Linked DNA regions of Homo sapiens: all the other regions are linked to region 1. The links are chromatin contacts, found by Hi-C or POLR2A ChIA-PET in ENCODE. All regions are on one chromosome and are shown on one strand. Each heading gives the region's core, a stretch centred on a gene start or an enhancer-like site at or near the end of the contact. The rest is flanking DNA. Distances are from core to core; before and after follow the strand shown.

What was found. Hi-C counts contacts between places; a loop is a spot of excess contacts on that map. ChIA-PET counts read pairs that join two places held with the same protein, here RNA polymerase II (POLR2A). Pooled maps may share reads with other maps.
Region 2: a loop to region 1 is called in a map with no recorded cell type, with 17 times the contacts of the local background. The contact joins the promoter of BHLHA9 here to the promoter of PRPF8 in region 1. A Hi-C loop is called at or near these places in 1 of 37 single-sample maps with no recorded cell type and 3 of 50 pooled maps. POLR2A ChIA-PET finds 5 or more read pairs at or near these places in 1 of 52 experiments (HEK293).
Region 3: a pooled map shows a loop between it and region 1 (5-fold over the local background). The contact joins the promoter of SMG6-AS1 here to the promoter of PRPF8 in region 1. A Hi-C loop is called at or near these places in 5 of 50 pooled maps. POLR2A ChIA-PET finds 5 or more read pairs at or near these places in 2 of 52 experiments (activated B cell and activated CD4-positive, alpha-beta T cell).
Region 4: a map of CD4-positive, alpha-beta memory T cell shows a loop between it and region 1 (14-fold over the local background). The contact joins the promoter of RTN4RL1 here to the promoter of PRPF8 in region 1. A Hi-C loop is called at or near these places in 3 of 168 maps with a recorded cell type or tissue (CD4-positive, alpha-beta memory T cell, heart left ventricle and ovary), 3 of 37 single-sample maps with no recorded cell type and 14 of 50 pooled maps. POLR2A ChIA-PET finds 5 or more read pairs at or near these places in 1 of 52 experiments (activated CD4-positive, alpha-beta T cell).
Region 5: a loop to region 1 is called in a pooled map, with 3 times the contacts of the local background. The contact joins the enhancer-like site here to the promoter of PRPF8 in region 1. A Hi-C loop is called at or near these places in 2 of 50 pooled maps. POLR2A ChIA-PET finds 5 or more read pairs at or near these places in 2 of 52 experiments (CD4-positive, alpha-beta T cell and common myeloid progenitor, CD34-positive).

Annotation. Positions count from the first base shown.
Region 1 is chr17:1,683,594-1,686,135 of GRCh38, forward strand. It overlaps PRPF8 (pre-mRNA processing factor 8), which reads right to left and starts at 1,274. Exons shown (of 43, transcript NM_006445.4): 1 at 1,187-1,274; 2 at 879-989; 3 at 1-108. The coding sequence starts at 978.
Region 2 is chr17:1,269,173-1,271,714 of GRCh38, forward strand. It overlaps BHLHA9 (basic helix-loop-helix family member a9), which reads left to right and starts at 1,272. Exons shown (of 1, transcript NM_001164405.2): 1 at 1,272-2,542. The coding sequence starts at 1,392. The coding sequence ends at 2,099. RefSeq lists enhancers at 1-69, 1,674-2,424.
Region 3 is chr17:2,088,460-2,091,001 of GRCh38, forward strand. SMG6-AS1 (SMG6 antisense RNA 1) reads left to right here and starts at 1,279. Exons shown (of 2, transcript NR_199038.1): 1 at 1,279-1,310. The region is part of intron 13 of SMG6 (SMG6 nonsense mediated mRNA decay factor); the gene reads right to left. RefSeq lists enhancers at 891-1,070, 1,081-1,180, 1,201-1,300, 1,331-1,410.
Region 4 is chr17:2,024,066-2,026,607 of GRCh38, forward strand. RTN4RL1 (reticulon 4 receptor like 1) reads right to left here and starts at 1,269. Exons shown (of 2, transcript NM_178568.4): 1 at 788-1,269. The coding sequence starts at 800. RefSeq lists enhancers at 116-661, 1,830-2,330.
Region 5 is chr17:1,364,369-1,366,910 of GRCh38, forward strand. YWHAE (tyrosine 3-monooxygenase/tryptophan 5-monooxygenase activation protein epsilon) reads right to left here. Exons shown (of 6, transcript NM_006761.5): 2 at 491-690. Among named protein-coding and RNA genes, the nearest start is that of YWHAE, 35 kb to the right of the region's middle. Within about 2 kb of position 1,268, at least 10 of the 41 ENCODE cell types and tissues checked have a DNase peak (open chromatin) inside an H3K27ac peak, as active enhancers do.

The DNA.
Region 1 (2,542 bases), core at 24-2,523:
TGATCTTCCTGACATGTTCTGGGGGCATGTCTTCCTTCTGGGCATCCACAAACCCAAACTTCCGCTTTTCTGCATAGCGCTTGGCCTGCAATTGCTGCCATTTTCGAGCTGGAAAGGCACCTCAGTTTAAAGGCCTGCACACCCTCCCCCTAATCCTCTTCACCTCTTGCCCTAGGGTAAGCTCCTGTCAGTGAGTGTGAGGGAGAAGCAGGCACCAGCAGGAAGAAGCACCCCTTGCCAATTCCCTTACCATTTTACTCTGTTTTTCCTTTCATCACATTGATCACTATCTGACTTTTTTTTTTTTTTTTGAGAGGTTGTTTCACTCTGTCTCCCAGGCTGGAGTGCAATGGTGCGATGTCGGCTCACTGCAACCTCCGCCTCCTGGGTTCAAGCCATTCTCCTGCCTCAGCCTCCCCAGTAGCTGGGATTATAGACACGCGCCACCACACACGACTCATTTTTGTATTTTTCGTAGAGACGAGGTTTCACTGTGTTGGCCAGGCTGGTCTCGAACTCCTGACCTCAGGTGATCCGCCCGCCTGGGCCTCCCAAAGTGCTGGGATTACAACCGTGAGCCACCGCGCCCGGCCTGACATTTTTATTACAGAGCTTCAAGGTTTTGTTATTCTCTGTCTCTCCCGCTGTAATTTAAACCCCGTAAGGACAGGAATTTTGTCTCCGTCACTACTGTACCCCCGCTGGATCAGCGCTTGCAAATAATACGCGCTTAAAATGACTTGATGAAAAATTAACTGGAAATAACAAGGGAGCTGACACCTCAGGAGCTGCCCAAACGGGGAGGGTCCCCACCCGCCTGCGCGCGCGCACACCCGCCCCGCCTCCGGCCCGCGCGCCGCTCCACACTCTCGCCTCACCTTTCTCCTGCAGCTTCTCCTCCGACATGTAGTCCGGTAGCGGGGCTAGAGGGCCAGGCACCGGGTTACCCGGCCCTCGATAAGGAAACACTCCGGCCATATCCGGAGAATCTGGGGAGCGGCGGGATAGAAAAATTCACTAACCACAGGCCCGGGCCCACAAGAAGCGCAGCAGAAAGGCGTCCGGGGACCCCGGCCTGCAGTCCCGCCACACAGTGCATCCAGCCCCGCCCGGCCTAACCCCTTCGGTCACTCGGCCCGACCCGACCACGCCTCCCGCAGCCCGGCCTTAAACGCCTGCCACGCACCCCACAGGCCCTCACACAAGAGGCCGCTTTCCCCGCAGCGCAATGGCGGCCAGACTGCGTCCGCTCCGCGTTCCCAGCGCCGGGAAGTGCGCAACCCGAGTTCAGCAGTTGATCCAGTCGGCGCCGAGGTGCTCAGATGGATTAGTGAGACGACCAATTAGAGTTGCACACTGCGCCGAGGAGGCGGGCCCATAGGCGGAAAGGCTTTGAACGCAAGGGGGTGTGGTCGGGGTGAAGCCCCGCCTCCTCCATTTCCGAGGCTGTTTCTGGGGCCTCTGACAGACCTCAGCGTGTGATGGGCTCCCGGCGTCGCACTGTGAGAGAGCGAAGTCTAAAGGGTTTGAATAAATTTGCCAAGATTGCGCATTGTACGATGTCTGTTGTCATCAATGTGTACATGCAATGCAGTACTAGCTCCTGGACAGTCATTTGTTCATGCATTCATTCATTTAACCATCACTGTCTACCGAGGACGAGGGATAAAGCAGGAAAAAAGACAACCAGTAGAGTTCACAGGGGAGCAGAAAGGCAGGCAAGAATTAAGACCTTGGCCGGGCGCGGTGGCTCACGCCTGGAATCGCAGCACTTTGGGAGGCCGAGGCAGGCGGATCACTTAAAGCCAGAAGTTCGAGGCCAGCCTGGCCAACATGGTGAAACCCCGTCTCTACTAAAAATACAAACATTAGCCGGGCGTGGTGGCGGGCGCCTGTAGTCCCAGCTACTCGGGAGGCTGAGGCAGGAGAATCGCTTGACCCGGGAGGGGGAGGTTGCAGTGAGCCAAGATCGCGCCACTGCACTCCAGCCTGGGTGACAGAGCGAGACTCTGTCTCGGGGGAAAAAAAAAAGTCTGAAATTCTGTGGAGGGTGCAGAGGAATTGTAACCCATACAGCCCCTGAATCTAGTTGAGAATTTACAAATCAAAGTGAAATAATTAGAAAAAAATTCAAAGGATGTCAATGTGCTTTCAGAACGGTAAAAATTTAAAAAATATTCCTTTTGTTTTTTTGAGACAGGGTCTCACTCTGTTGCCCAGACTGGAGTGCAATGGCGCGATCTCAATTCATCACAACCTCCACCTCCCAGGATCAAGCAATTCTCCTGCCTCAGTCTCCAGAGTAGCTGGATTACAGGCACGCGCCACTACTGCCGGCTAAGTTTTGGATTTTTAGTAGAGACAGGGTTTCACTATGTTGGCCAGGCTGGTCTCAAACTCCTGACCTTACGAAATCCTCCTGCCTCGGCCCTCCCAAAGTGCTGGGATTACAGGCGTGAGCCCCCATGCCCGGCCTGAAATCTATTTTTTAATGCTGGGTGTTCTAAAGGTCCCTACAGTCAAAAAAGACAGAGGAGAATTG
Region 2 (2,542 bases), core at 22-2,521, 410 kb before region 1:
TGAAATAATGGGGTTATTGGCAATGCTCTTTTGGCGAGATGGATGTGAACCACACACCCATTCCAATGCCATAGGCCTTGGCATCTTAGAGGCATTTGGATTGTGACTGGGAATGAGTGGCCTTCAGGCGCTCCAAATAACTCAGCTGTGGATGCCGGAAATTCTACTGGGGGTCTTTCTTTGGGAATAAACATCATCTTTTTTCTGAGACCCTCTTTCAAATGCAAATCCCTGGGGGAAGAGGACAGAGGCTGCTCATTGAGTTCATAACCTGGCAGGGCTGTGTCACAAGATGGGGCTGCCCGAGGGCTCTGGACCCCAAAGATGCCCCTGATGTGGACCCAGGGCTGCAAAGGGATCTTCCCCGTCACCCTCTGCTGCTGACTCATCCCAGCTCTGCCTGCAGAAGGGGAGTCAAAGGGCAGTGGAGGGAGAGTCAGGCCCAACCAAAACCCGAACCCCAATTGCAGCCAGCCGCCCTCCATAGCTGAAAAAGCCGGAAGCTCTGGGTCAGCTTTACCTGCAGGGCCCTGCGCCTCCCATATGAGTCCTGCCGGGACACTCATGCTTTTCCTCAGTGACATCTCTGTGGTTGCCCACGGGACTTGACAAGAACTTTCAAGGTTTTGTTGTTGTTTTTGTTGTTGTTTTTCTGAGACGGAGTCTCGTTCTGTCTCCCAGGCTAGAGTGCAGTGGTGCGATCTCGGCTCACTGCAACCTCCAGCTCCTGGGCTCAAGCCATTCTCCTGCCTCAGCCTCCCGAGTAACTGGGATTACAGGCGCCTGCCACCACGCCCGGCTAATTTTTGTGTTTTTAGTAGACGGGGTTTTATATACTCTGTTGGCCAGGCTGGTCTCGAACTCCTGAACTCAAGTGATCCGCCCGCCTCGGCCTCCCAAACTGCTGGGATGACAGGCGTGAGCCCCAGTGCCCGGCCCTCTGCCTCTTTTTATTCCTATCAGCTCTCCTGCTAGAAGCCAAACTTAGCACCTTATCTGGGAATGGGGAGGAAGAATGTGGAACCCAGACACCCCACAGCGGCCCCAGAGCTAGGCAGGGCAAGGTCCCCGGGGCAGCGTGGCCGGGCTGCCCGTCTGGTCCCCGCTTACAAGAACCTGCAAGCTTCCCTCCTTGCTTTCCTTCTTCCCCTCGGTTCCTCCCCCGCCGACCTACCTGGAGGCCGATAATAAAGCAGGAGGAGGGAGATGGATGGACGGGAGGGCGGGGCGCCGCGTGGTGCCATAAAGCCCAGCTGGAAGGGGCCTGTCTCGGGAGTGTCCAGCCCCAGGAGCCGGGGACCGTCCGCGTCGCGAGCCGGGCCAAGGCAGTGGGCAGAGGGCAGAGGGCAGAGGGCCGGGGCTGGGGCAGAGGGCGAGTGCCCGGGAAGGCCATGCTGCGGGGCGCGCCAGGACTAGGCCTCACGGCGCGGAAGGGGGCCGAGGACTCTGCGGAGGACTTGGGGGGCCCCTGCCCCGAGCCCGGGGGCGATTCGGGGGTGCTGGGGGCGAACGGCGCTTCCTGCAGCCGGGGCGAGGCGGAGGAGCCGGCGGGCAGGAGGCGCGCGCGGCCGGTGCGGTCCAAGGCGCGGCGCATGGCCGCCAACGTGCGGGAGCGCAAGCGCATCCTAGACTACAACGAGGCCTTCAACGCGCTGCGCCGGGCGCTGCGGCACGACCTGGGCGGCAAGAGGCTCTCCAAGATCGCCACGCTGCGCAGGGCCATCCACCGCATCGCCGCGCTCTCCCTGGTCCTGCGCGCCAGCCCCGCGCCCCGCGGGCCCTGCGGACACCTGGAGTGCCACGGCCCGGCCGCGCGCGGGGACACCGGGGACACAGGCGCCAGCCCCCCGCCGCCTGCAGGGCCCAGCCTCGCGCGCCCAGACGCCGCCCGCCCCTCGGTGCCGTCCGCGCCCCGCTGCGCCTCGTGCCCCCCGCACGCGCCCCTGGCACGGCCCAGTGCGGTGGCCGAGGGGCCGGGCCTAGCACAGGCCTCCGGGGGAAGCTGGCGCCGCTGTCCGGGGGCTTCCTCTGCCGGGCCGCCTCCCTGGCCGCGGGGCTACCTGCGATCCGCCCCCGGGATGGGCCATCCGCGCTCCTGACCGGCCTCGAGGCACCGGCTGGGCTGCAGGGAGGCCGGGCTGGCAGCTGGACTATAAAACCCGGGACTGCAAAGGCGTCTTGGACAGAGCAGAACTGGACCGGCTGAGACCTGGCGTGGAAGAGAAGGAGCTCGCCAGAGAGAAGGAGCTCCGGGACCCGGGGTTGCGCCCCCACATCCCAGCCTGGGGCAGAGAGAAGGAGCTCCGGGGCCTGGGGCTGCGCCCCCACATCCCAGCCTAGGGAGGCAGTTGCCAGAAAGGCTCAGGATCCTGAACTCATCTTGGACTCGAACTCGTCTTGGAATGCCGCCTTCGCACTCCTGCGCCTCCGAGCCCTGTGTGTTCTCGATGCTTTTAGGAGAGTGAGGGCTTTGAGGCAGGAGGTGTGGGAGCGTGGGAATGCGGGTGGGGCCTGCTGTGGTCTCGTGGGCACATGAGTGCGG
Region 3 (2,542 bases), core at 29-2,528, 400 kb after region 1:
TTGGTTTCCTTGGGGATTGTGTCTGTCATAGCTATTAGTTCCTTCTCTAGGACAAGGACAACTGCTGGCTGATATGCAAAAGGCTGTGATCTACTGGGGTCTCTGACCTGGTGTTAACAGGCCTGGAAAGGATTCTACCTGTTTGGAGAGAGAAAGGTTGTCTGTCTTTTGGAAGAGTACCCTGTCCTTTGCAATCCAAGCAGCAGGGAGGATGGTCAAAGCTGTGTAAAGTGTACTGTGGGAGTGAGAAGTGCACAGTCTGAGCTCTTTAGTAGATGGAGAAACTGAGAGGCAGAATGTCCAGGGCTTGCCCAGAGGCACAGAGAAACCTTCTGTCTGTAGCTCACTGGCCTGTCTGCAAAAGCATTCTGTCTTAACTTGGGGGGAATAAGCCCACTGGGGAGAGGACCACCGCTCTCTTGATGCTGGAGTTCTGTAGGAGACTTACGGGAATATTCTCCTAGACAAAGCCTCCAGCACTTGAGTCAGGGAAAAAGCAACACAAGACAGTTTAAATACAGTTAATAAGAGACTTCATAATGAAAGAAGCCTTTCAAACCACTGACAAAAAGCCAATTCCAAGATGATCTTTGCTTGGTCTAGGAGGACTTCCTGGTAGGAGAGGGGTTAAAGCTGGACTCCCTGCTTGGAGAGGAAGGACTCCAGATGAAGTCTGTGACATCATCCCCACAGTTAACTCTGCTCGTGAGCACATTTTTCCACTCTATATCAATGAAAACCAGAGAATGTAAGTGGCATGTATATCGCAGCTCTGGGGGCAAACTCTGGATCCTCCAGAGGAGAAAGAGCTGGGCGGGAGAGGCTCCCTTCCTGGGCTACATTAGCACGTGGGGCTGGACTGGGGATAGAGGCGACTAAAAGGGCCGCCAGCCAGGGAACACCCTGGGGAGCCTACGGACCTCTCCTCTGCGGTGTACCTTCTCAGTCACAGTCCTGACCCTTCTGGAGGGAGATGCACTGTGTAGGCGATTGTCAAGAATTCCCAAGTTAATTGACAAAATATCACATACAAATCATTTCAATCAGCTTGGGAAAGAAAACTGGGGCTTTAGGTCAGGGAAGAGCTGAAAGAAAGCCCCTTTCCCTTCCCCTGAAGATTGTCGGAGGCAGCTTACCACTGCAGCAGGAACTGAAACCTTTAGCTTTAGGGCTCCAGTTATCACTCTAATCAAGTCCACACGCAAAGAACCAAGCAGAAAGGAAAACTGAAAGTGAGATGTGGAGAGGCGATACCGGAGGCTGTTCTCTCCTAGGCTCAGTTCCTTAGAGAGAGATAATGTAAGCATCGGGTAAGTAGGGGCTGGAGCCAAGGGGAGCGAGGAACAAAGGAGAAAACCTCTAGGTCAAGAGAGTAGACTGGGTTACTGTTCTGGGGTATTTAAGGTGGAGAGGTGGAGAAGTAAAGAAAAATGGTGTTTCTTGACTGGGCACGGTAGCTCACGAATGTCATGTCAGCACTTTGGGAGGCCAAGGTGGGCAGATCACCTGAGGTCAGGAGTTCAAGACCAGCCTGGACAACATGGTGAAACCCCATCTCTACTAAAAATACAAAAATCAGCCGGGTGTGGTAGTACATGTGGTAGTCCCAGCTACTAGGGAGGCTGAGGCAGGAGAATCGCTTGAATCTGGGAGGTGGAGGTTGCAGTGAGCCGAGATTGCACCACCGCACTCCAGCCCAGGCAACAAGGCGAGACTCTGTCTCAAAAAAAAAAAAAAAAAAAAGGAAAGAAGAAAAAATGGTGTTCTCTGAAAACTGGTGACTCTTCACAGCCACTCGGTAGGGAACAAGCACAGTGTGGGTAGAGATGCCCGGCGGGGGAGGGGGGTTGGGGAGAGAAAACGAGCTATATGCTGCTTTATGAAGGTAGGGAGGGTAAGAGAGAACGGGAACTAAGCACCAGGTATCACATACTCATGTGCTCTGAGTTGCAAGACTTAACACCTCAGGGCAGCCCCGGGGAAGGGAGAAAACCTCCAAATCTAGCCAGGGAATATGAGGAAGGGCTGGAGAGCCAGGACCCTGGATGCAAGCTCTAGGGAGTGAGGGACTCGCTCTATCGTTACCTGGTCCCCGTTTTCTCCAAACAGGCTTCTTGGAAGGCACAACCATGGTTACTAGTCATTTTGCAAAATTTCTTTTTCTGAATTTTTGGTTTGGAGAAATCGGAGTTTAAACTTGTACTATCAGCCAGTTCTTTTTTCTAGTCTTAACAGTCCAGCTTGCTACTGCTCCTCTGGTTAAAGAGAACAATCACACGGGTTTCCCCCCACAAACTCAAGTTTACAGGTTGTTTTTCTTGTTTCTCTAAATGGAGCCAATTATTCTCACATTTGTTGAAACCTTCAATCAAACTTTATAGCTTGTTAATTTTACAGAATGTCCTTAGAGCAAATAAGATGCAGACAGGAACATGAAGTCTTTCTGAGATTATTAAGAAACCTTAAAATAGCCTACAAATCCAACACCAAGGCTGGTAAAATACAGGCTGCTTGGCTGGCTTCTGAGGTCAATTAGCAATGG
Region 4 (2,542 bases), core at 19-2,518, 340 kb after region 1:
CCCGCGTGGCAACCACGTGGGGGCGCGGCGGGACTTCCCCGGTGCCCGCACCAACTTTGCCGCGCTCCGTACCGGGCCGGGCTGCTGGGGCGTCTAGCTACGGTGGTCGCGAAGCCAGCTGTCCTCAAGTTGAGCTGTGCACCGGTCGCGCACACTGGCGGCACGGCTTTCGCGTCCCTCCGCTCCCAGCATAATGAAAGTTTGAGGAACTGGACATCAGGCGCTGGCCGCTCCCCACCCTCAGCCGCTGGGTGCCCAGAGCCCATCCCTAGCGATCAGAGCAGAACTGCAGAGAAGACGTCCGCGTCCGGGCCCCGTCTGGGGAGCTAGGGCGCGCGGGGAGCGCCCGGGCCGCGCGGTCACTGACCGCTGGCTGCACGGGGGCGCCGTGCGGACTCGGCCTCCACAAAGCGGCAGAAGCAAGGGCGTGTGCCCGCGCAGGGAATGGAGGCTGCAAGTGCAAAACTTTATCCCAGCAAAGCAAAGGTCCCAGGAGGCCGGCTCCCCTTCCACCACCGGCCGCTCACTCTGGTCTCCGACTGACCCCTCCGGGCCGGATCTCTAGGCCTGGCCACTCGATCCATGGAGAAAACCCCGTGTCTCACAACTGGCCGCTGACGGGAGCTGAGCCCCAGCAGCAGCCCCTCGGCGGGTGCGCCCGGCAAAACCCACCAGCCCGCCGGGGGCTACTTCCCAGACCGGGAGCCCCGGCGCCGGGCGGCGCCCGGGCTCGCGGCTCTTTCCGGAGCGCATTCAACTTCAACTTGCCCCTGCGGCTCCAACTCACCTTTGCGAAGCATGTTGGCCACGGGGCCGCCGCTCCGAGGTCGGCCTAGGCGCACTCCCTCCCGGGGTCCAGATTCAAATCCCTGGGCGCCAGCTGCAGCTAATCCGAGCGCGTCGAGGCGGGGGCAAGCCGGGGATCCGCTCGTGCCCGGTGGCCCGGCCCCGCAGGGGCATGGTGAGCTCCAGCCCCGCGCCGAGGGCACCGGCGCCCGCAAGCAACCGTGGTGCTGCCCGGCAGCCCCGCGCGCTTGCTCAGCCCCGGGGCGAGCGGCTTGCTCCGCGGAGCCGGCGGCCTGCTTCTGCCACCCGGAGCACTTCGCAGGCGGTTTTGAGGGGGGACGCCGCCCCCTGGCCGGCCGGCCGCAGCCCCCTCCTCTCCGCCCCCTCGGACCACCGCCGCCGCGGCTGCAGCAAAAGGGCGCTCGCACGCACCGCCGAGCTCCGGGGAAAGCGCCCGGCGCGCGTTTGCAGGACCGAGCGATCGGCGGAGCGGGGCGCCTCCCTTCCTCCCCCCGGCTTCCCCCTCCTCTCCTCCTCCCTCCCTCCCTTGCTCTCTAGCTCCCTCCCTCTCGCTCCGCTCCCCGCCCCCGCTCACGGAGCGCCTCCCATACAAAATTTATGAAAGTGCTCTCAGCTCGCAGTGCCGAGCGCCGTCCTATTCCCAAGGCAGCAGCGCTCAGCCGCGCGGCGCCGCCTCCCAAGGTGTTTTCACTGCGCCCGCCCCCGGGGAAGATGCTCGGCCCGCGTCCGTCCAGGCACCTGCCCCCAGTCCCCAAGCCGGTCCTCGGACCACTCCACGCCCCTCCCCGGCCCCGCAGGCCTCCTGGAGCCCGAACCCGCAGCCCAGCCCCCGCCCGCTCGCCCTTCGCGGCTGGAGGTCATCGGGAGACGCGGCTGGGACGCGAGGACCGCCGCCCAGAGTACGGATCGCGAGTCCGCTCCCTGCCCCGTCTCCTCCCTGGCCAGCGCCCCTTCTCCCAGTCTCGACGGCTCTTCCCCGCACTGAACAGCTCCAGCGAACCCGGCTGCCCCGCACCCCGAGTCCCAGGACACTGTTCTTTCGTGGGGAGAGGAGGGGAGCAAGCATTCGGAAAGGGCCAGCTGCAAATTCCAGGGAGAAGGAAGGACCCGTGCGGGTTCGGGTGGGCCGTCTCCGCCTGGGTGGGGTGGCGGCGGGGGGTCTCTGATCTCCCTTGGTCCACACAGACCCCGCCGGGGGGTTCGCGGAAAATGGAGGAGGCGCCGCTTGGAAAGCGGGTCCCGCAGGGGCCTGTTGAGCTGAGGGAAGAGAAGGTTCGGGCCAGGCGAGATCCTGGGTGGAGGCGGCACCCCCTGCTGGCCTGGGATCAGAGGGATTCGGAGAGAAGAAAAAGCGGATGGACCAAGGCTGTCATTCAACACACATTCACCGAAGGCTCAGCATGTGTGGGGCACTACTGTTCCTGAAAATTCAGCAGACGAAAAAGACTTGTCTTTGCCCTGTCCTCAAGGAGTTTCCATTTTAATAGGGGCCAAATGAGGAAAGTCCAGAGAAGATGGGAAGATTGTGCTTCGAAGAAAAACAAGCAGAGTATTGTTCTGGAGCTGACACGGGGGTAGAGGTGGCAGTCAAGGAAAGCTGCTCTGAGCAGGTGACATCCAAGCAGAAATCCAACTGAATCCCTCCTTGTAGGAAAAGGTGACATGATAGGAAGGTCAAAAAGAAGGTCAGGGCCGGGCGCGGTGGCTCACGCCTGTAATCCTAGCACTTTGGGAG
Region 5 (2,542 bases), core at 18-2,517, 320 kb before region 1:
GGCTCCCGCCACCACGCCCAGCTAATGTTTTGTATTTTTAGTAGAGACGGGGTTTCACCATGTTAGCCAGGATGGTCTCGATCTCCTGACCTCGTGATCCGCCCACCTCAGCCTCCCAAAGTGCTGGGATTACAGGCCTGAGCCACCGCGCCTGGCCAACCCACCATATTTTTTTAAAAAACAGTCATCATTTTGCTTGAAAATACAATAGTTCCCCCTTATCCAAGAGGGATCCATTGAGACCTGCCAGTGGATGTGATGAAACCATGGAAAATACCAAACCTGATACAGACTATGTTTTGTCCTCATGCATAGCCACGGGTAAGTTTAACTTATAAACCAGGCACAAAGATCAATATCAGAAACATTATAACATACTGTAATACAAGTTATATGAATGTAGTCTCCTTTTCTCTCAAAATCTTAAGTGTACCGTCCTACAGGTAACTCAAACTGTGGATAAGGGGGGATGATGGCACAACAATCTCACCATTTGCCGATATTCCCGAATCATTTTTAGCTTGTCTTCTCCTCCCTTGTTTTCTTCTTTCTGTTCAATGCTGCTGATTATTCTCCAGGAGGCTCTTCTAGCTCCAATCACATTCTTATATGCAACAGATAGGAGGTTTCTTTCTTCAACTGTCAGCTCCACATCCATCCCTGCTACTTTCTTCATTGACTCCACCATTTCTGTATGGGAAAAGGAAAAGTCAGACCTTACAAATTTGAAGTTTTCTTAACATATTCCTTTCAAAGTAGTTTTTTTCTGTCAAGCTACTGCGAAAAAAACATTTTAACAAAAATAATTTCATAATCATCAAAACTAATATGAGTAAAAAGCCAAAAACATGTAAAGGAAACCAAACTAAGAGCCAATACAAAGACTCCAGAAGGTAGTTAGGTGGAGTGAGAAAGACTTCATATACTATCTAATATAATTTAGTGTGGTCTGAAAGCACCTCTCATTAAATAAGGTAATTAGGCACACCTAACTATTTTCCAGCAAAAAAAAATGAGCTGTCAGTTTAAGAGAAAGATTAAGAATTTACAGGTTCTAAAATGTATTGTCTCACAAATAAATAGTATTTCCAAAAATACAAAAGGAAGGGGAATTTGTTCATACAGCAAAAATATACGGAGTATATGGTTGGCCACCAACAGACTTTGGATGTTTTCTATCCTTCCTCGTATGAAGCTCCTTCATTGGTAAAACTTCTGATGATTCCTACTTGTTACCACTAGGTGGCGAGCAAAGAAAGGGGCCCAGAAAAGCCTTGGCATCTACCGCAAGCATAGGGAAACACAACGGCGTGTGAATGCAAAGCGCCACAAACAGCACAAGAAATAGTAACTGAATAAATACATTAATAAAAACTTATTTTTGATGCCATATTACCATGTGGCTCTCCAACATTACCCACGTTTCAATCTTTGGTGATGAGACTCAAGAATCTGCATTTTAGGGCCAGGAGTAAGTGGCTCATACCCCTAGCACTTTGAGAGCTGAGGCAGGAGAATCACTCGAGCTCAGGAGTTCGAGACCCTGTCTCTAAAAAATAAAAACAGAGGCTGGGCACAGTGGCTCATGCCTGTAAATCCCAGCACTTTGGCAGGCCGAGGTGGCACATCACCAGGTCAAGAGATAAAGACTATCCTGGCCAACATGGTGAAACACTGTCTCTACTAAAAATACAAAAATTAGCTGGGCGTGGTGATGCACGCCTGTAGTCCCAGGTACTCTAGAGACTGAGACAGGAGAATCGCTTGAACCCAGAAGGTGGAGATTGCAGTGAGCCAAGATCATGCCGCTGCACTCCAGCCCAGCAACAGAGACTCCACCTCAAAAAAAAAAAAATAGAATAAATAAAATAAAAATAAAAATAAAAATAGGCTGGATGTAGTGGCTCATGCATATAATCCCAGAACTGTGGGAGGCCAAGGTGGGCAGATCATTTGAGGTCACGAATTCAAGGCCAGCCTGGCCAACGTGGTGAAACGGTCTCTACTAAAAATACAAAAATTAGCTGCGTTTGGTGGTGCGCGCCTGTAATTACAGCTACTTGGGAAGCTGAGGCAGCAGAATTGCTTGAACCCAGGAGGCAGAGATTGCAACTGAGATCGCCCCACTGTATGCCACCTGGGGCAACAGAGCAGACTCCATCTCAAAAAAAACCAAAAGAAAGAATCTGCATTTAAATAAGCATCCTTAGCTTTCATTAACACCCTAAGCATAAGCATACCTTAACTAATAGGTATGAAAGAGATGGTGACTTCATAAAACACTACTAAATTGGACGGGCACGGTGGATCACACCTGTAATCTCAGCACTTTGGGAGGCCAAGGTGGGTGGATCGCCTGAGGTCAGGAGTTCGAGACCAGCCTGGCCAACATGGTGAAACCCGTCTCTACTAAAAATACAAAAATTAGCTGGGCATGGTGGTGCACGCTTGTAATCCCAGCTACCAGGAAGGCTGAGGCAGGAGAACTGCTTGAACCTGGGAGGCAGAGGTTGCAGTGAGCTGAGATTGCACCACTGCATTC